4 separate regions of the Mus musculus genome follow, and all the other regions are linked to region 4. A link is a loop called in an ENCODE intact Hi-C map of the cell type or tissue named here. Cell type or tissue: heart. All regions are shown on one strand. Region 1 has its middle 8.9 kb from the start of Fzd1. Region 2 holds the start of Fzd1 (frizzled class receptor 1). Region 3 holds the start of Cyp51 (cytochrome P450, family 51). Region 4 overlaps Mterf1b (mitochondrial transcription termination factor 1b).

Region 1 (4,000 bases), 570 kb after region 4:
TGTCAAATTGCCAGTCTTTGCACAAGCAGATGATTTAGTCCCTCCCCAAAACTATAAGGGCCACAAATTATGTGGCTTATACTGACATCTTTGCTTAGAAGACATTATTGCCTGCAATCTTATTTCACTCCATGCTAGTCTGGTAAGTGGCCACTTTTCATAGTAAGAATTTCAGATTGCACCCAAGAGGCCTCCTTCGGCCTTCTTCTTGTTCTGTTCTGAGTACCGCCCCAAAATCAAAGGCGAGCATCTTGGCTTATCCATTGGTGATGTTGCAAAGAAACGAGGAGCAATGTGGAACAACACTGCAGCGGATGATGAACAGCCCTACGAGAAGAAGGCTGCCAAGCTGAAGGGGAAGTACGAGAGGATATTGCTGCCTACAGAGCTAAAGGAAAACCCGATGCAGGGAGAAAGTGGGTGGTCAAGGCTGAAAAGAGAAAGAAAAAGAAGGAAAGGAAAGATGATGAGGAAGATGAAGAAGATGAAGAAGAAGAGGAAGATGAAGATGATGAAGATGATAATGAATAAGTTGGTTCTAGTGCAGTTTTTTTTCTTGTCTATAAAGCATTTAACCCCCCTGTACACAACTCACTCCTTTTAAAGAAAAAAAATTGAAATGTAAGGCTGTGTAAGATTTGTTTTTAAACTGTACAGTGTCTTTTTTTTTTTTTTTTTTTTTTGGTATAGTTAACACACTACCTAATGTGTCTTTAGATAGCCCTGTCCTGGTAGTATTTTCAATAGCCACTAACCTTGCTTGGTACAGTCTGGGGGTTGTAAATTGTCATGGAAATTGAAAGTAGGTTCTTGTTGGTGCACAGCACAAATTGGTTACTTATGGGTACTGTTTTCTTTTCTTTTGGTGTTATTTTGGGGTTTTTTTTTTTCCATCTTCAGTTGTCTCTGATGCAGCTTATACAAAGATAATTGTTGTTCTGTTTACTGAATACCACTCTGTAATTGCAAAAAAAAATGCTGTTTCGTTGACATCCTGTATCCTAAGTAAATACAATTTTTTTATTAAAGAAAAACTTAATAACCTGTGAGCTCTAAAATGAGGCTCCCAACATTGTTACCACACACACTGGCCACAGAGGCACCAAGGAAGACAAACACTACCCTTGGCCTCTGTTGCCAAAAAGCTCATTAGGAAATACAAAATTCTTCCAAGAACGTAGCTCTGAGACAGCCATTTGAATCTTTGGTATAATGATAGCAAGCACTATAAAGGCAAGGTCAAAAGGCCATTACACTTGACCTTGATAGCAACCAGGCTACCATAGTGTGCCAGCCTTAGTTTGAGAAAATGTGCCTGCCTGCAAGGTGATAAAACAGTAAGTTTAATGTAGACTTTTCCCTGAGAGAAGTGTTTGCCTAGGGTAGACCATTTGCTGCTCTGCTCTGTAGTCTCACGTTGAATTCTACATTGAAATAAATGACCATTCAGTAGAACATTCTCGATGCCAGGTAAAAGGCAAGAAGTATTCCTCTCTGGTAAGCCTATCATGTTTAATTTAGCCTCAGTTTCTTTATGTGCAACTCCATGGGCATTGCTTATCTTCTGGCTTCTATCAGTATGTGTGTTTACATTTGGAAGCCAGAATATTAATCAACAGGCAAGTGACTTTGCAAGAACTCTCATAGCTCTCTGACTTCGCAAATTTCTCTTCATCATGGACCTGATAAGATGGAATGCAGTAAGTGTCTACTTAAACTGTTCTCAGCAGCACAGAAGAGAATCTGATTGCATGCACTGACTGCTGTGCGTCCCCTGGGGGCCTCTCAGGTCACATGGCCCCATGTACTGAGGGCCCTTCAGATTGCCACAGACCATGTAGCTTAGACGGAAAATAAGATGCAGTGATTACCAAATGCACATGGACTGAAAAGCGTGCATACAGATAAAGGTTTGTTATGATGTTCTGATATGGTGAAATTTCCCCCTTGAATCTCATTATTGCCCCGCATTCATTAGTTTCCAAATGTCCCCCAGTGTTGTACAGAAAAATGTTCCAAGTGTAGTGGTGTAACAGTGCGTCCATTCATATATCTCATAATTGCTGAGATCAGTAGAAATTACTGGAAATGCAACTGAGAGGATACTAATTGCTAATGAGTGTCTTAGGCAGTTGTGAGTTCAAGCAAGAAGGGGCAGAGGGATCCACTTCCAAAAGGAACTCTGATGATACTGCCATCCAGAGAGAGTACAAGTGACCTCACCTACAGTAACCATTGCAGGGCTTGCTAAACAGTAGCTGGGGGTTTCAGCAGGCAGCAGGGAGCTGTGTGCTCTTTGACGGTTGAGCCTCAGAAATGGCATAGTATGGCTTCGAAAATATTCTCACAACCGTCCTTGAGCAGAAGGAGGTGCAGGGGACACACCACATGAGTGGGAACACTGTGCGTGTAGAATGTATAGCAATGAAGAATGTCTGAGGTACTGAGAAATCAGAATTTACAGTATATAATTACACTATCTTATAGGGTTAAAGATAGTTGTGGTATTGATGCAGCAATTGCTCACTGTGTTGTTGTAGGTTTTCAATCAAACTTTTGTTATCATCATTTCATAGACTAGGAAAGGGAAACATGAGGAGGAGAAAAAATTAGTCACACCCTGATGAACAGAACAATGGAGAACAAGGCTGGCTGGCTGGAAAATAAAGGAGCTTAACCAGTAGGCTAAAGTTTTCCTCTTCAGCTAGCTAGACTAAAGAGCTGCTCAAAAATTATTTTTAAAGATATCGCTTTCTTTATTTGGAGAACTCTTGAATAAAATTGTTTCTGAAACAGATTTAGTGGCCCTGGGTACACAGCAAACAGACAAAAATACCTCACCCCTACATAGGCACCTGTACCTCAGCAGAGTATTTTCCTGACAAGACTGGGCAAGCTCAGACTGATGGAGCTGAAGCCTTCCCCAAGAAGAATGAGATGAGTCACCAGGCCTGAGGCTTGCTGGCCTGTGACTGCTGGGAAATCAGCTTTTGTCCTTGACACTTAGGTGGATGTCACCCCACAGTTCAGAAATGGTTGACATCCAGAACTGAACTCTTATCAAGACACGTTTGAGGCAAAGTTATTTTATCTTTCAGGGCAATTAGGAAACAGATCACTAACAGAATTACAAAGCCCCGTTCCTTAAACTCAGATTTCACACATCAGACTGAGTTATCTAGCAAGTTCATGTTCTACCAAAACTATAAAATTACAAAGAAACACATTTATTGATAAATTAGAAGTCCATGTTCTGCAGGAGCCTGCAGTTTACTAAAATCCCTCAATGTTCGGGTAGAGGAGTATAATAACCCTTGTGATGCCAACCATGGGAATGCTAGGAATGGAGAATATGGGCGTGTTCAGAGCTCTGCGGCTTTAGAACCAATTTGGTTGCTGAAATTTCAACCCACCAGCCTTTCCCCCTTGATTTCCTAGTATATGGGAATTGTTATAGGCAAGAAATGGCATTTCTCTTATGTCTCTTATTTCTACCCACCCCTAAGCTTCTGTGCCTGGCACAAGTGGCTGTCATGGCTGCTCTGGCCTCTGCATGTTGGAACCATCAGAGGCTCTAGGAAGTTCTGGATGTCCTTCCACTGCTTCTCTGGTAAGTTACAACTTGTCCTAGTTATTTTTTGTCAACTTGACACAAGGTAGAGTTATCTGGAAACTCAACTGAGAAAAATGTCTCCTTCAGTTTGCTTGTAAACAAATCCATAGAGTGTTTTCTTGGTTACTGATTGATGTGGAAAGATCCAGCTCACCAGGACCAATGCAGTGTCCTTCTCCCTTCTATAAGTGGTCCTTGGTTATACAAGAAAGCAGGCTGAGCAAGACATGAGGAACAACCTAGTAAAAAGTATTTTTTCATGGTCTTTACATCAATTCCTGCCTTCAGATTCCTGTCTTAAGTTCCTGCCCTGACTTCCTTTGGTGGTGAAGTGTGATCTGAGTTGGAAGCTGAAATAAACTTTCCTCCACAAGTTGCTTTTGGTCA
Region 2 (4,000 bases), 560 kb after region 4:
CTGGGCTCATGGGCGGGTGTGGTGGGACTCCTCCACCTCCCTGGAGGTGAGGGCAAGGGATGGCATAACTCTTGCAGCTCTGGGCCACCCAGCTGCGCTCCCACTGGTCCCGAAAGGCCTGTTCATAGAAGTAGCAGGCGATGACGATGGTGGCCGGCACAGTGTAGAGGACACTGAAGACTCCGATGCGCACCATGAGCTTCTCCAGCTTCTCTGTCTTGGTGCCGTCATGCTTCATGATGGTGCGGATGCGGAAGAGTGACACGAAACCGGCCAGCAGGAAAGAAGTGCCAATGAACAGATAAACGAAGAGAGGCGCCAGCACAAAGCCACGCAGTGCGTCCACGTTGTTGAGCCCCACAAAACACACTCCGCTCAGTACGTCGCCATCCACCTGGCCCAACGCCAAGATGGTTATAGTTTTGATGGCTGGCACAGCCCAGGCGGCTAAATGGAAATACTGTGAGTTGGCCTCGATGGCTTCGTGGCCCCACTTCATGCCGGCTGCCAGGAACCAGGTGAGGGACAGGATCACCCACCAGATGGAGCTGGCCATGCTGAAGAAGTAGAGCATCATAAAGAGTATAGTGCAGCCTTCTTTCTTAGTGCCCTGCGCCACCGTGCGCGCCCCGTCCTCTGCAAACTTGTCGTTGCACACCACCCGGTCCTCCAACAGAAAGCCAGCGATGTAGGCCACCGCCACCGCTGTGTAACAGCCGGACAGGAAAATGATGGGCCGTTCCGGGTAGCTGAAGCGCCGCATGTCCACTAGGTACGTGAGCACCGTGAAGAGCGTGGAGGCGCAGCACAGCACGGACCAGATGCCTATCCAGGTGCGCGAGAAGCGCAGCTCCTCTGGCCCGAAGTACATGAGCCCGTAAACCTTGGTGGGTTCGCAGGGTGCGCCGCAGTCCTTCTCCCCCAGAAAGTGGTAGTTGAGGTAGGAGGGCACCCTGAGGGCGCGCGGGCAGGAGAACTTTCCCCGCTCCACCGTCCCGGCACCCCCCGGGTAGCCGCCGCGGTAACCACCGCCGCCGTGCTGCGGATTACTGGTCCAGAACTCTGGTAGCAAGGAGGGAGTTGGGGTGCCTTTGTCGGACGTGTTCTGGCCCACGCACAGCTCTCCTGCGCCGTGCACCGGGAACTTCTCGCACTTGAGTGTGTCTGGCCACTGGAAGCCGAACTTGTTCATGAGCGCCTCGCAGCCCTGGCGTGCGCGCTCGCACAGGGAGCGGCAGGGCGGTAGCGCCTGCTCCAGTACGGTGCACACAGGCGCGTACATGGAGCACAGGAAGAACTTGAGCTCGGCGGAGCACTGCACCTTCACCAGAGGGTAGAACTGGTGCACCTCCAGACCGGCGTCCTCCTGATTCGTGTGGCCCAGCAGGTTGGGCATGATGGTCTGGTTGTACGCGATGTCCGTGCACAGCGGGATGGAGATGGGCTGGCAGTAGCCGTGGTCCGGGATGGAGATGCCCCGTTCGCCGTTGTACTGCTGCCCGCTCTGCTGGGGCTGGGGCGGCGGCGGGGCTTGCTGGCCCGGCCCGGATACCTGGCCCGCCGCCTGCGCTCGGACCCCCAAAAGCAGAGGAGCCTCCAGCAACCAAAGCAGCAGCAGCAGCCCGCTAGCCCAACGCCGGGGATCAGCCCGGGGGCGGCGGTGGCTGGCCGTGTCCTCGTGCCCCACCTCCTCCCGCCGGCCCGGGAGTGCTTCGGCACAAAGTTCCAAGCTCAGCCGGCCGGCGGCCCGGGACTCGCTAGGCGCCGCCTCCTCAGCCATACTTTTTCGGCTCCCTCCTCGGCGCGGATTGACTGGGACGGGCAGCGGCGCGGCGGGTGGTGGCTCCCACTGTGATCCGGGAGAGCTGGTCGCCCGTGCCCTCCGTCGGGGTGCGGCCGCTCTCTGCCCGCTCCCCGGGATTCTGCTCCGCGTCCCGCAGCCGCCGCCGCCGCCGCGGAAACTTGCGGTTCATGAAGCGCGGGCGGCGAGGAGAGCAAGAGTGGTCCAGGCGCGCCGGGGTCGCGTCCCTCTTCCCTGGCCCGCGGCAGGCTGTGGCTCTTGTCAGGCGGCGCCGCGTTAGTGGTCGCAGCCGGGCAGAGGAGCGCCCAACTCTCGGCAGCCTAGCCGCCCTGGGTCCCCCCTGCGCCTCCGCCTCCTCCTTCTCCGCCGCCGCCTGACCATTTGTGTCAATCCCTCAACTCGCAGCCTCTGCTCTCCCTCGCGCGCCCTCCAACGGGTTTCTAGGCGCCCCCCAGTCTGTCTTTCACCGGGAGGGAGGAGCCTTGAAACCGACGCGGAGCTGGCGGCTCAGGGACCGTCGCCCAATCGCAGCACCCGCTTCACAGCGCAAAGGGAGCCCTTTCCCTCCGAGCCCGGACTGGAGCCCGCAGCAGACCGGAGGAGGTGGAGGAAGTAGTGGTGGCGGTGGCAGAGACTCCGCTCCGGCACAAAGAGTAGCTATGAAGCCGGACAGGCTAGGTCGCTTTTGCTTTTGCAGAAGAAAGGGCGAGGACAAGTAAGAGAATGGTCCCATATGCGGCAGGAGATAATGAATAGGAGTCGGCTGGCCGCGGGGATTTAGCTCTGTCTTGCTTTTTATCTGTCTTCATATTTTATAATCCTACCCTCGACTCTCTGGTCACAGACTGCTACTTTGAGTGCTGCGTTCTGATTGCGTGCCCCTGACTTGAGAGTCGGGTTTCCTTTGAATTTAAGTCTGTCGAGGTTTTGTTTAAACTATGACTCCAATAAACCGTGGAGCTCACAGACTGGCCTTGGTGGACTTTGGACGCGCCATTTCCCCCGATCGCTGTCAAATGAAAGCAAAACGCAAAGTTTGGTGGGATGTAAATTGTAAACCCAGATGCTCCTGTGAGTAGTATGCGTCGTGTAGTCAAACTTTCCCCCTTCTCTTTAATGGTATCAGAAACAGAAGTAAAGGAAAACAGAAGCTATTCATTAAATGCTGGAGGAAAACCGGCTTGAGAACCAACGCATTGGGTGCTCCAGCGTGAGACACGGGAGCCATACATCCAGACAGGAGGATCAATCTGGGACCATTTGAGGGCCGCTTCTAAACACTGGGGACCCTGCAGGGTCTGTTGGGAACTTCTGAGGCCTGGGTCATTTAAGTTCCTCCTCAGTGGAAGTAGTCAAAGCTGAAGCTATTAGTTTGAAGGACAAAACACATGACCAAAGTGAGTCTGAAAGACCAAGCACAGTCAGTCAGTCGACTCAAACCAGGATAATCAACCTCAGCAGACACACATGCTTGTTCTTGCAAGTTTATTTTCAAGAACTTGTGTGAGTCGGATTTATCAATAAAGTGCTATTATGTTTTATTAATTCTATCAAGAGTCCCCCCCCCCTTCGATTAGACTTATCTCACGAGACTGTTCCCGAATTATTTTCTATCTTCTTTTATACAGATTCACTTTTCATTAGATATTATCTCACGAGACTGTTCCCGAATTATTTTCTATCTTCTTTTATACAGATTCACTTTTCATTAGATATTTACCAAGCATCCATGATACAGTGAGCACTGTCTCAGGAGGTAGGGAGCACAGAGGAAGCCCTGGCACATATTTAAAGGAGGGCATAGTACAGTGGGCACAGGAACGTCACCAGTGATGGCAGTGCCCACCCATTCTCAAAAGGGACGCAAGGGAAGTAAATGACCTGCTAACACGGGAGATGAGGAATGGGAGGGGTCATCGGAGAAATAGATGCAAAATGCAAAAGAGAAAAGCACAAAACAGAAAACAAAACAAAAAGGCAACAAACAAACAAACCCCTCAAGTTTCTGAGGGGCAGGCAAGGAGAACATGCCCTGGTCATGACAGGAAAGAAAGGGCTCTTTAGCTGGTACAAAATATCATGAACCAAACTGTTCAAACAATAGATAGCTAGTGCAGGTGGCTTTCCCCCACAGAAGCGGGAAGTGGTTCCAGGGCGACTGAAAGAGGGAGCAGGACTCAGGCTCGCGTGGAGAAACAT
Region 3 (4,000 bases), 90 kb before region 4:
AAGAAAATGAAAATTTTAGTTTTCATTTTATTAATAGGAAAGTTTCATATGATAGCCTGCTTAAGAATAATGTTTAAAAAAACCACACACACACACACAGTATAGTTAGACAAGGTTTAGCCTCAAAAGAACTCAAAACAGAAATGACTACACAGGAAGGCACTGCACACTCAAGGGGTGAAGGCTGGAAGATATGCCAAGGTGAGCCTTGGCTACATAACAAGTTCTACAGCCACCCTGGGATATAATAAATATCTCAGAAATGATGATGATGATAGTGAGCTTTTGAAATGTATCTAATGAAAGTAAGAAATAGTAACTGCCTATCGATCCCTTGGGTTCAGAGATTAGTTTTAAAGCAACTTGGTTGGAACTTAACGCTGGGTTAAGTTTTTACATCCCATTGTCAGTTTCGAAGGGATGGTTTTCAAAGCTACCAAATGTTGATTACAAGGGTATTCATGAACTATATTTGGAAGGCTTGAAATTAGTGGTTTGGTGTAGCGCTAAACTAGAGAAACAGTATTTTAACAGCATCACAGGAAAGCGCTTCCCACACTCTCAAGTCACTTATGAACTGTCTGCAATTTCCCTGACACTGCTATTAATCATCGTTATGCCCAATAGCCCACAGTATACTAAACACACAGGGCAGTATCAAGAGTGATGGCCACCGGGGATGCAGCTACCCTTAACTTGCCATCAAGGCCCTCACAAAGAGCCCAAACACCTCTGACAACCAACAGTAAAGTCAGTACAGTGCTCTGCACTTAAGAGTCATGGATGGCCAAGGCAATCAGACCAGCCAAATCCATCCAGCAAGGCCTCCAGTCTGCACATCCATCACTGACTACAAACGCTGCAAAGTAGGATCCTAGCCAGAAGTTCAAAGCCGCTATCACAGCAGAAACGGCGACGGCCAGCACAGCCCCCGAGTTCAGGTTCCAGCAAGGAGACCAGAAAGACCACCACAACAGCAAAGATCAGGCACGGGCGTCTGCAGCCGCCACCCCAGCCTCCCGCGCGCCCGCCACCGCTAGCGCCCCCCGAGCCCGCCCGCTTAGCCGGGGCACAGACTGAGGACCCCGAGGTGCACGTACCGCTCCAGCGGGCAGCTGGACCATGTGGCCCACGGCGAGACGGAACAGGTAGACGAGGCTGAGAGTGAAGGCGCAGGCGATGAGCAGCGTGGAAAGCAAGTTGCCTCCTGTCACCTGCTCCATCGCCTGTCCGAGCACCCAGCCGCCTGACTGCAGCAAGCCCAGAAGTACCATCCCGACCGTCGCTTCGATCCGCCCGGTAGGCTGGGGGCCGAGGTCGCACACCGCTTCTCGGAAAAGATGGAGCAGGAGAAGCCGGCAGATAGAAGTCGGGAGGCGGCCCCGGCCTGATGGCTTAGTCTGGCCCGGGCCCTTCACACGCCCACAGACAGCTCGCGCGCCACCAGGACGTCACAGACGGGGCGGGGCTTCTGGTGGCCACGCCTCCGTCTAGGTGCGGGGATTCTTGCGCCACCGAGGGGACCTGAGGAAGCAGGCTCTACCGTGGCACTTGGACTCGGTGAAGAAAGTGATGGCTGCACAAATGATCGCGCCCCGAGAACCGCAGACCACGAGGTCCCGCGTGCTTAACGAGCACGGCCCCGGCAGCGGGCACGGACGAGCCTGGCGGAGGGATCTCAGGACCAGATTGGTGGCGGACAGCGGCAGAGGCGAAGGCGCTCTGTGATTGCACCACGCGCTGCTGAGGTGATCTCGGCCTATGTGGCGTCAGCAGAGCTGGCGGCCCGGGCACCGCCCCCTCCGTGGGGCGCCCGCCTCTGCGGCTATTCGCGGAGATGTCACCTCTGGGCTTTGTGAGACCAGCCCTTCGTGAGCCCTGCACCACGAATCTTGGAAAAAAAAAAAAAACACTCCTGCAGATGCAACCTGGAGGGTGAGACCATCGGATCACCCGTACAATCTGCTTGACAGGTTGTTCGTGTAGGGCCACATTGCTAGCAAGTGATAGTTGTTTGGTGTGCTGCTGTACCAAGACAAGTCTTTTAAAATAAATACAGGCCATAAAGTAAACTGAGGCAGATGTCCCCAAACTCCTGTTCTGATAGCTGGATCTGAAGCAGGAGTTACCCTGATCTCACTACAAATAAAGCACCTCTGATGACATGTTTCCAAATTAACCCTCCTTCCAGATCTTTGGCAGGTACATTTATTTATTTAACCAGGGTTAAGAGCTAGATTTTTTGCTAAGTTTGGAGATGATTGTGCAGTGATTGGCAAAACTGCAAGCACCTCCAGGAATGAGTAAGATGGTCCAGCCACCGTCTAGATAATTCCACCTAGAGAGCTCACATTTTATCGTAGTCAGTCAGTGAAGCCCACTCATTACCTCTTCCCTAGGGTGACTGCCACCTGCCTATGTAGGAAGTGCCTAGTAGGAAGTCTATATAGGATGGACACTGCTGTATACCAATATCCTCCTGCCTCAGATCAGTCACAAAATCTTGTAACACTCCATTTTTATTGTCACTGCTGTAGGTAAGAGCCTCTTTATTTCTGGCAGTAGTATCTACAACAGGAATTTTGCTCACTCATTTCTAAGCCTGTCTTGTGTGCTACGTCTTGACTTACTGGAGTGACTTCAGGCCATTGTTGAACTTGAAAATTGCTAGGGGAAAGACCAGTTCCACAATTATCCAATTAAAGAAAGCTTTATTTAATACTGGCCAGGAAGATGGACACTGGCCAGGTCCATACCCATGATTCCCAAAGAATGGCCTCAAGCTACATTAGACAGGTGCCTGTAGAGGCCAAGCCCACAAAGCTATGGTGCTTCCAGCCTTAGTCCACTGGGGACAAGCATCCTTCCAGTCAATGCATCTCCTGCCTGTGTATCATCAAGCACCTCCTGTGCAGCTGGTGCAACCAACCTTGTCTACGGAAGTGAAAGTACATGAACAACAGACTCCAGAATACCAGGATGTTATCTGTCAGTGGGCAAGTGGGCCTTAACATTGCACACTAGGAATCTCAAATATGGAAATCCTAAAAGATCAAAACCCTTAAATAAAGATCAAAGGTACAGTGTTATTAAAAAAAAATGATGCTGTTGATCTGTTTTTGAGTTACAGTTCTGGCAGGCCTGGACCTCTATGTATACTAGGCTGACCTCATTCTCACAGAGGTCCACAAGCCTCTGTAGCTGGATTGATAGGTGGGATCCAAGATATATGCCATCACAGCCAGCCCAAATTCTAAAACTTAACAGTTAAGGAAGATTAATTTGAGTATCATGTATAAGTATGGCAATATTTCATATACCATCTTATACAATAAAATAGTAATTACATTTTTTCAATCACAAACTTTCAGGCATAATTATGACAGTTGCTCTAAACAATGATTAGTCAAAAAGTGAACTATAGTTTATAATACCAAACACTGGGAGGCAAAGGCATGTGGATGTCAGCGAGTTTGAGGCCACCCTGGTCTACATAGTGAGTTCAAGGACAGCCAAGTCTACATAGTAATGATCTATGTCAAATACCCTGTCAAAATGAATCTATGAATGTATATCACCACGATTGGTAATTATCTGTAGCTGGCTTTATAACTACAACCTGAAATACCATGACAACCCAAGTTAATGAGACTAAACAAAATTGTTATGAGTTACAGATTACCATGTGGTCCAAAGAGCCAAGATCCCAAAGAGTATTTTTGTATGTACTGACAAAGTTTCAGTACACAATGTTTACAAACAAAAGTTACTTGTAATGCATTTTTGTAGACTCAATGTTAGAAAATAAAAATGTGTAAAACAAGTCTTTATACAAGTCTAAAAGTCTTGACACACTGGATATAATGTAAAGAAATCATGGCAAGTTGTCAGAAATAATGGTAATCATCAAAAAAAGTTTAAAAACTTGCTGGCTGTAATATTTCATAACTATCACCTTGTTGGGGCTGGCCTGTAGCTCTCATGTCTGGGTTCGAGCCTG
Region 4 (4,000 bases):
TTCCGCTACCTTCCCCCCATGCGTTGCCGTTTTCTTTTTATTATGACTGAGAAATGTTTAGTTTGCGAGAGGTCGTGCATCTCACAAAAATGATTTGACCTGGACTTCTTTATTCTCTACTACACTGGCGATATTTTTGCCTTTTTCTTTTCCAAATTAGTGGTGTGGTGGTAGAAACATCGGTTTTTACCTTTTCTGGAGAGATCTAAAGTCTCTTATGACAAAGTCGACATCGATATGTAGTTCTGTTCAAAACAAAACAAAACAACCCTGTACACTTAAATGCTGTGTCAAAAGAGTAGCGGGATTGTGGAATTCCCAAAGATTAGCAGTTTTCTTTAAACACCTGTTAGCTTTCCAGCTGTGGGATGGGGTGGGGTGGAGGGGACGGGAAGGGACAGGGACATAAATCTTCCATCTTGAACCTCGGTAGTTACAGTCACCAAGATGTTGGTGATATTCATGAAATTTAACGAAGCTTAAGAAAATGGTTTATTTTAGAGGAAGATTGAAGGCAATTATTCGATATTTGCTTTTTTTAAAATTTGTCTTGGGATAGTTAATTTGCCAGAGGTTACAAATTCAGCTCAACAATCTGTTTTTAAAAGGACATTGTGTTTATACAATGACTTGCAAATACAACTTGGGTTCATGAAAATGACCCTTTTTCTTTTCTGAAAGAAAAGACAATTTAACTCAGAAAAGTGCACGTGCTTTCCCGCCTGCGAGTGCGCTCATATGTGAGCTTTGAGTTTGATAAGATAGTAGTAGTAAGTGCTGAGGGGAGAGAGCATCTACTGAGAAGGTGATGGGAATATGAGAATTATGAGGAAAAACAATAGGACATGCTTCTAATGGAGAATACACACACACACACTCATGTGTGTGACATGAAAGTAAAAGAGGGACTTTGGGAAGATAGATACAGATTCCATTATTTGTTATGTCAGTTAAAAATAATGAAAAGACAGCAAGGACACTGAGACTAAAATAGGCAGGAACAAGATTGCTTTGTTGCTGTTTTGAGTGAAGTTGATTTGGTAAGGAAGAGAGAGAATGTAAAACCCTCCTGGGGGTGCTTACCACAATGACATTAATCAGAGGAGCGCTACTTTGGGTGCTGCATGGATGCTCAGTTCAACTTTATATGTTGATACATTTAGAAAATATTTATTTGGAGGATAAGTTATATAAAGAGAAACAAAAATCTACTTGTGACAAGTCTAACAAACTAATAGTTTTTTTTACCCTTTTCTTAGGAGTCTTAGCAAACCTTTTTCTTATTTTATTGGTATTAGAATTTCTGTTGAATATTCTGTGTCATGTTTATCGTTTACCGTGGTGCTAATCATCTGAAAGGAATGAGCTGTCTGGTAGTAATCTTCAAGCTGATAGACTTAGTATATGTATCCTTAGTGACTGATTTTTAAAAATTTATTATTCATATTGTATTTGTTATAAAATGTATGTAAAATAGAAATTGTCACAGGATAAGACAAGTATAATTGAAAATTGATACTGTCTATTGGATAATTTTGCATGCTTATTTATAACGCTTCTTATAAAACTTGGCTGACTGTAATGTGATAGTCTTCTGTCCAGTTATCCAGCAGAGGTCATCCATGAGCATCTGGAAGGGAAAAGGTTGGATTGTACATGCTAGATAGAGCTTGCTTTCTTCTTTCTTTCCTTCTTTCTTTTCTTTTCCTTCTTTCTTTTCTTTTCTTTTCCTTTCTTTCTTTCTTTCTTTCTTTCTTTCTTTCTTTCTTTCTTTCTTTCTTTTTTCCTTCCTTCCTTCCTTCCTTCCTTCCTTCCTTTCTTTCTTTCTTTCTTCTTCTTCTTTTCTTTCTTTCTTTTCTTTTCTTTTTCTTTTTATATGTATATTTTATTAATTAATTGAGAATTTAATACAGTGTATTTTGATCACATTCACTCCACTCCTCCAGCTCCTCCTAAATTCACATCCCATTCCATAACCATTGAAGTTTTTGTTCTTGCTCTTTTTTTTTCCCATTTTTTATTAGGTATTTAGCTCATTTACATTTCCAATGCTATACCAAAAGTCCCCCATACCCACCCACCCCCAATCCCCTACCCACCCACTCCCCCTTTTTGGCCCTGGCGTTCCCCTGTACTGGGGCATATAAAGTTTGCGTGTCCAATGGGCCTCTCTTTCCAGTGATGGCCGACTAGGCCATCTTTTGATACATATGCAGCTAGAGTCAAGAGCTCTTTTTTTTAAAGCCATTAAATTCAGTTAGTATTGTCTGTATTCATTTGGTTATATGGCCATCATCAGAATGTTGGATCTACTGGGGCCCACACCCTTGACTGGAAAAAAAAAATTAAAGGAGGACATGGCTGTTCCTGGATTTGTTGTAACAGAAGGGTGATTGTATATATGAGGGAGAAAACAGCCAGAGGCATCTAGAAGGATCTAGAGTGGATATGAGTGGCAGACTGAGCTGGGTCATGTGAGGAGGGAGGAGAGGACAGGAAGAGAGGGCAACCTTGAGCAGCAGCCAAGAGACAAAAAGGCCAAAAAGGAACAAAAGGCCTGGCGTTGCTGAAATGGCTGGAGGGGGATGGGCAGCCCAGCCTCTGACTGGAGAGTTCAGGGTAGAGGTGGGATATGCCAGCCAGGAGGACCTTGTAACAGATAAGGACTGAGGGATGATGGGAGAACCTGGCAGCCAGGTCAACTTTGATATGTTTAATGAATACTTCAGCTAGTGTTCTTGGCAAACTCTTGTCCCAGGTTTAAGACCTAACAACTTTGAATTAGAAAATTAATTGCTCTCTCCTCCTTTCTGGTATTGGGGAATTGAACTCAAATCTTCATGCATGCTAAGGATATATAATGTATCACTGACCTACCTCTGAATTACAGTCCATCCCTCAACTATATCAATATGAAGATGGAAATGAGTTTAGAATTATGGCATTGCAACCAAGAAAACAGTTTGGAAAACTGAGATAGAGATTAATGTTGGCATCTTTTGTCTACAGATGTGTGTGTGTGTGTGTGTGTGTGTGTGTGTGTGTGTGTGTATGATCCATTTAAAGGGTATCATATGTCTAAAAAAGACATTAAAGATGCAAATTAGATAATCTGAAGTGTGTTTTTTTTAGAGCTTCATTTAGAGTTTGAGGTAGCCAGAAGCAAAGAGATCTAGTGTCTGTGGCAGGTTCAGTTCAGACATCTGGCAAGTTGAAAGTTGAATTGTAATTAAAGGGCAATTTCTTAGGAACAAGCCAAAGATGTCAGAAACCACAGAAAAGAGAAGAGGTGGAGAGGAGTAAATGATTCTGGAGAGTCAAAGCAGGCACAGTGAACTAAAAGAACAATACAAGGGCAGGGCAGCTTGGGGCAGCATGGTGTTCTGCTTCTCTGTAAGTCAAAGAGGAAGAGCCTTGAGTCCATAGGGACCCAACAGAAGCCATGAGGCAGGAGGTGAGTGCAGAACCAGGAGAGCTGGAGGGCGGGATGCTTTCTCCTGGAGAGGCCCCTTGCATTTAAAGGATCCGGATATTGTCATTAGTTAGTCACATAATATTGTATGTTAACATTATATGTTATTTTACACAGCATTTGAAAAACTTTGGGCTACCTGATGATTATGGCATCAAGAAACATCTGGTGTGTGAGAAGAAACTTTCTCTTTGATTTAAGAGGCTGGATGCTTCAGTATTCAGCAGAAGTTTTCCTCAAGTCGATTTCATTCAGGACGTTTAGTGTGGAATGCGACAGTAAGGACAAGGAGTCTTTGGAGGAGGAGAGGGAGGACCTGCTGAGCAACTTAGTCACCATGGGCGTTGATATCGACATGGCAAGGAGGCGACAGCCTGGAGTTTTTAACAAGGCTGTTACGAATGAGCAGGAGCTGAAGATATTCCTTCTGTCCAAGGGAGCTAGTGACAAAGTGATTGGTAGCATCATATCAAGATATCCACGAGCTATAACACGCACTCCTGAAAGTCTTTCAAAACGGTGGGATCT

Evidence for each region. Peaks named below come from ENCODE experiments on the same cell type or tissue, not always from the same donor. Only the 100,000 strongest peaks of a DNase experiment are listed, where the experiment ranks them.
Region 1: it touches region 4 in a loop (4-fold over the local background); 4 of 42 quality-filtered maps call a loop at or near these places.
Region 2: it touches region 4 in a loop (2.3-fold over the local background); 4 of 42 quality-filtered maps call a loop at or near these places.
Region 3: a loop joins it to region 4, with 5 times the contacts of the local background. A loop is called at or near these places in 22 of 42 quality-filtered maps.

What each region holds. Positions count from the first base shown.
Region 1 is chr5:4,765,134-4,769,133 of GRCm38, forward strand. No RefSeq gene overlaps it. Among named protein-coding and RNA genes, the nearest start is that of Fzd1, 8.9 kb to the left of the region's middle. In heart, no CTCF peak of the experiment used is centred here; no DNase peak of the experiment used is centred here.
Region 2 is chr5:4,755,801-4,759,800 of GRCm38, forward strand. It overlaps Fzd1 (frizzled class receptor 1), which reads right to left and starts at 2,416. Exons shown (of 1, transcript NM_021457.3): 1 at 1-2,416. The coding sequence starts at 1,780. In heart, a CTCF peak has its summit at 2,283; DNase peaks (open chromatin) are centred at 551, 1,561 and 2,331; H3K4me3 peaks cover 3,376 bases; H3K27ac peaks cover 3,310 bases.
Region 3 is chr5:4,103,034-4,107,033 of GRCm38, forward strand. Cyp51 (cytochrome P450, family 51) reads right to left here and starts at 1,664. Exons shown (of 10, transcript NM_020010.2): 1 at 1,101-1,664. The coding sequence starts at 1,274. In heart, no CTCF peak of the experiment used is centred here; DNase peaks (open chromatin) are centred at 1,458 and 1,718; H3K4me3 peaks cover 2,228 bases; H3K27ac peaks cover 2,178 bases.
Region 4 is chr5:4,192,747-4,196,746 of GRCm38, forward strand. Mterf1b (mitochondrial transcription termination factor 1b) reads left to right here. Exons shown (of 2, transcript NM_001042670.1): 2 at 3,590-4,000. The coding sequence starts at 3,615. Among named protein-coding and RNA genes, the nearest start is that of Mterf1b, 2.4 kb to the left of the region's middle. In heart, a CTCF peak has its summit at 1,610 (motif pointing right); no DNase peak of the experiment used is centred here; H3K4me3 peaks cover 829 bases.